Regions from separate parts of the Homo sapiens genome. Here region 2 is linked to region 1. A link is a loop called in an ENCODE intact Hi-C map of the cell type or tissue named here. Cell type or tissue: Caco-2. All regions are shown on one strand.

Region 1 (2,500 bases):
ATTTGATTTTCATGTGTTAGGGCCTTTTTTGAGAATATATTAAGAAGCTCAATTTTAAAGCTAGCATTGACATTCAAAAAGCAATGCGTAACTCATCATGGTTTTTTATTTTCTAAATTTAAAAATAACAACGGGGGTCTGTAACACTTGGGGGTTGGGCCTGCATGCCCCTCCCAAGGGAGAGGGAGGGTGGGGTCCCCCTGCTCATCATGTTTTATCAGAACTCTTGTGTTTGTCAATGGGATCTTTGAACTTGACCAATGCAGGCTGCTGGATGGAGTGACCAAAGATAGCTCAAGATACTATTTCTTTGACTCACTCTCATATAAATAAAGGCACCCACAGTAAGAAAGGTCTATGCTAGGCCCTGTGGAAAACACAAAAGGAGGTGCAGACTCAGTTGGCCCCTTTTGGGAGCTGTACACATAAGAAACAATAGTAGAATGGTACATAACTTAATCTGTATGATAAAGACTGGGTGTGCTGTTATGCACTATTAGGGGCTAGTTAACAGAAGGTACAGAATGCAAAAATTTCATTAAGGAGGTAGAAATTGAATTGGGCATGAAGCAGTTTAGATAAACGAAGAAGAGCTCTGAAAATAGACTCTAGTCCAAACGGAGGGAAAAAGACCAGCAATAATGCAAAGTAGAAATTAGAAAAATGGGCCAGGAATGGTGGCTCATGCCTGTAATCCTAGCACTTTGTGAGGCTGAGGTGGGCAGATCACCTGAGGTCGGGAGTTTGAGACCAGCCTTGAAGGGGTGGCCTGCCCCTCCACACCTGTGGGTGTTTCTCCTTGGGTGGGATGAGAGACTGAGAAAAGAAAGAGACATAGAGACAAAGTATAGAGAAAGAAAAGTGGGCCCAGGGGACCAGCGCTCAGCAAAGGGAGGACTCACGCTGGCACCAGTTTCTGAGTTCCCTCAGTATTTATTGATCATTATCTCTACCATCTCAGAGAGGGGGATGTGGCAGGACAATAGGGTAATAGTGGGGAGAGGGTCAGCAGGAAAACATGTGAACAAATGTCTCTGTATCATAAACAAGGTTAAGAAAAAGGTGTTGTGCTTTGATGTGCACATACACAAACATCTTGGTGCATTAAAGAGCAGTATTGCCACCAGCATGTCTCACCTCCAGCCCTAAGGCAGTTTTCTCCTATCTCAGTAGATGGAATATACGATCGGGTTTTACACTGAGACATTCCATTGCCCAGGGAGGAGCAGGAGACAGATGCCTTCCTCTTATCTCAACTGCAAAGAGGCCTTCCTCTTTCACTAATCCTCCTCAGCACAGACCATTTATGGGTGTCGGGCTGCAGGACGATCAGATCTTTCCCTTCCCAGGAAGCCATATTTCAGACTATCACCTGGGGAGAAACCTTGGACAATACCTGGCTTTCCTAGGCAGAGGTTCCTGCAGCCTTCCTCAGTGTTTTGTGTCCCTGGGTACTTGAGATTAGGGAGTGGTGATGACTTTTAACAAGTATGCTGCCTTCAAGCATTTGTTTAACAAAGCACATCCTGCATAGCCCTAAATCCATTAAACCTTGAGTCAACACAGCACATGTTTCTGCCAGCACAGCATCTCAAGGCAGAAGAATTTTTCTTAGTACAGAACAAAATGGAGTCTCTTATGTCTACTTCTTTCTATGTAGAAACAGTAACAGTCTGATCTCTCTTTCTTTTGCCCACAAGCCTGACCAACACGGAGAAACCCCATCTCCACTAAAAATACAAAATTAGCCAGGCGTGGTAGTGTATGCCTGTAATCCCAGCTACTTGGGAGGCTGAGGCAGGAGAATCGCTTGCACCCAGGAGGCAGAGGTTGTGGTGAGCCGAGATTGTGCCAATGCACTCCAGCCTGGGCAACAAGAGCAAAACTCTGTCTCAAAAAACAAAAAGAAAAGAAAAAAAATTGGAAAAACAACAACAAACAATATCAGGCAGTGTGGCTCATGTTTATAATCCCAGCACATTGCGAGGCTGAGGTGGACAGGTTGCTTGAGCCCAGGAGTCTGAGACCAGCCTGGGCAACATAGCAAGTCCCAGCCTCTTCAAAACATAAAAAAAAATTGGGGGATTGCTTGAGCTCAAGAGGTTGAGGCTACAGTGAGCCATGATCATGCCACTGCGCTACAGCCTGGGTGACAGAATAAGACCCTGGCTCAAGAAAAAAAAAAAAAAAGTAAAGGAAGAAAGGAAGGAAAGAAAGAAATAAGTTATTTGGTTAGTTATAACCAAATAACTAAATTAGAGTTGTGTTCCAAGAGCCAAAAGGGATGACCCAGTTTATTTGGAATGAAGTCTGCTGGTCAAGCTACTGATGGAAAAAAGCTCAGGTATTACATTAGGGCTATTATATCTTCAGAGCTCGAGCCAAAGAAATAAGAAAGAAGTTGTTGAAAAATATGGTGGGGCATTTCCTATGTGAAAAAGAGGCCTGATAATTATCACATATAACACTTATTTAGTGATTTATAGTTCACAAAGAAACT
Region 2 (2,500 bases), 87 kb before region 1:
ATAGCTCCATGTTGTTCATTGAGGTATCCCCAGAACCTAGAATAGTGCCTGTTAAATACTAGGCACCCGGTGAATATTGATTGAATGTGTGAATAAAGGCACTAAAAGTTCAATTACATGTCCTTGGCTAACAAAGAGAGGAAGAAATAAGTAGCTTCAGCAGCTCCTTCAGCCTTTTACACAGTAAGCCATTCTCTCACAGGCAGGGGAAGGATTTGCTTTCTAATTTCATCAGAGAGCAGAGTAAGTAGCATGTTATGCTCTATATAGTTGCTAAACAACTATTGCTGGTTTTGGTAATTTTGCTTATTTATTGCTGTATCACAATTTACCCCTAAACTTAGCAGCTTAATACAAACACACATGAGGGTCAGGAATCTGGGAGCTGCTGAGTTAAGCACTCTAGCTCAGGCTCTCAGGAGGTTGCAATCATGATGTTGGCAGGGGCTGCAGAAACCACTTTCGAAAAGACTCACTCACATGGCACCACCTGGAAGGCTGTGTTTCCTGCCCGTGGCCTCTCCAGTTGTCTGCTTGCAGCATGGCTATGGCTTCCTGGCGCATGAAATCCCTGGCAGAGTTCTACCAAGACAGAAGCTACATGTCCTTGTAAGCCAGTCTCAGGAGTCACACACTGTCACTGCAGTTGTGGTTTTTTGTTTGTTTGTTTTTTGAGATAGGGGTCACGTTTTGTCATCCAGGCTGGAGAGTGCAGTGACATAAACATAGCTCACTGAAGCCTTAACTTCCCAGGCTCAACCATTCCTCCTGCCTCAGGCTCCCGAGCAGCTGGGCCCACAGGCATGTACTACCATGCCCAGCTAATTTTTTTTTTTTTTTTTTTTTTTTTGAGACGGAGTCTCGCTCTGTCGCCCAGGCTGGAGTGCAGTGGTGCAATCTCAGCTCACTGCAAGCTCCACTTCCCGGGTTCACACCATTCTCCCACCTCAGCCTCCAGAGTAGCTGGGACTACAGGCGGCTGCCACCACACGCGGCTAATTTTTGTTTTTGTATTTTTACTAGAGACGAGGTTTCACCGTGTTAGCCAGGATGGTCTCGATCTCCTGACCTTGTGAGTCACCCTGCCGCGGCCTCCAAAAGTGCTGGGATTACAGGTGTGAGCCACCGCGCCCGGCCTAATTTTTTTGATTTTTAGTAGAGATGAGGTCTAACTGTGTTGCTCAGGCTGGTCTTGAACTCATGAACTCAAGCGATCCTCCCACCTCAGCCTTCCAAAGTGCTGGGATTATAGGCATGAGCCTCCATGCCCAGCCTAATCATGTTCTCTTGATCACAAGATAAGTGTGGTAGGATGTGGGAAGGAATAGGAGGTGAATATCAGGAGGTGTAGGGGTCTCTGGGAGCATCGCTGGAGGCTGTCTGCTACAGTAATTTTGTCCACATACGTGAATTCTTGACATTCCAGAATCTGAAAGTTTTCCTTTCATTCTCCCCACTTAGGTGTATATTTGCCTTGATTCTATAGAAACTTCTAACCAGTCTAACCAGCATAGTGACACAGATGATAGTGGAGTCAGCGGGGAATCAGAATCCGAGAGCCTTGATGAAGCACTGCAGAGGGTTAATAAGAAGGTAGAGGCGCTTCCTCCTCTGACGGATTTTAGAACAGGTATACTTACTATATTTGAATGAAACAGGATACTTAATAAAACTTGGATTTTGTTTCAATGGGCTGATGACCTTGGGCTATCTCTAATGCTGATATTTTCCTCATATTCACTTTACATGCATGATTTCCTGTAATCCTCAAGATACCCAGAAGATGACTTCTTTCTCATTTTCTAGATAAGGAAGGTGAACTAAGAGACGCTAAGTAAACTCCCTTGGAGAACACTTTCACGTTCCACAAATAAGACAGCGTTGGAAAATTGCATAAAGATTATTTTCTAAGTTTGAGGTTATCAGTAGCTGAAATTGCAAGAGTTGTCATTCAGACCTTAATGGTCATCATTTAAATTACAAGCCACCTACAATTATAATCTTGAGGTGGAGGCTCAAAGTATGACCTGTTCTGTCAAGACAGGTCAGATTTCTACTCTTTTATCTTTTCAGTCCATTCTTCCCATCTTTATTAAATATGTGTGATTCTCCTCTGAGGAAAATGTATCTAGTTATTGCGGTATGTAATGCATAGAGATGTATTTATTCTTGATATTTTAGCAAAGGAAAAACACACATCAGCTTAATGTCTTACCTGTAGTCAGTGTTTTGTTTGTTTGTTTTTTGAGACAGAGTCTCGTTTTGTCGCCCAAGCTGGAGTGCAGTGACGTGATCTCGGCTCACTGCAACCTCCTGCTCCCAGGTTTAAGCGATTCTCCTGCCTCAGCCTCCCAAGTAGTTGGGATTACAGGTGCGTGCCACCACACCCAGCCAATTTTTGTATTTTTAGTAGAGATGGGGTTTCCCCATGTTAGCCAGGCTGGTGTCAAGCTCCTGACCTCAAGTGAACCGCCCACCTTGACCAAAATGCTGGGCTTAT

The links. A loop is a pair of places that touch in the nucleus more often than their neighbours do. Peaks named below come from ENCODE experiments on the same cell type or tissue, not always from the same donor. Only the 100,000 strongest peaks of a DNase experiment are listed, where the experiment ranks them.
Region 2: it touches region 1 in a loop (14-fold over the local background); 11 of 110 quality-filtered maps call a loop at or near these places.

Annotation. Positions count from the first base shown.
Region 1 is chr13:24,955,789-24,958,288 of GRCh38, forward strand. It overlaps the pseudogene TPTE2P1. Among named protein-coding and RNA genes, the nearest start is that of CPAP, 34 kb to the left of the region's middle. RefSeq lists an enhancer at 1,269-1,848. In Caco-2, no CTCF peak of the experiment used is centred here; a DNase peak (open chromatin) is centred at 1,303.
Region 2 is chr13:24,869,110-24,871,609 of GRCh38, forward strand. It overlaps RNF17 (ring finger protein 17), which reads left to right. Exons shown (of 36, transcript NM_031277.3): 32 at 1,462-1,630. Among named protein-coding and RNA genes, the nearest start is that of CPAP, 53 kb to the right of the region's middle. In Caco-2, no CTCF peak of the experiment used is centred here; a DNase peak (open chromatin) is centred at 1,462.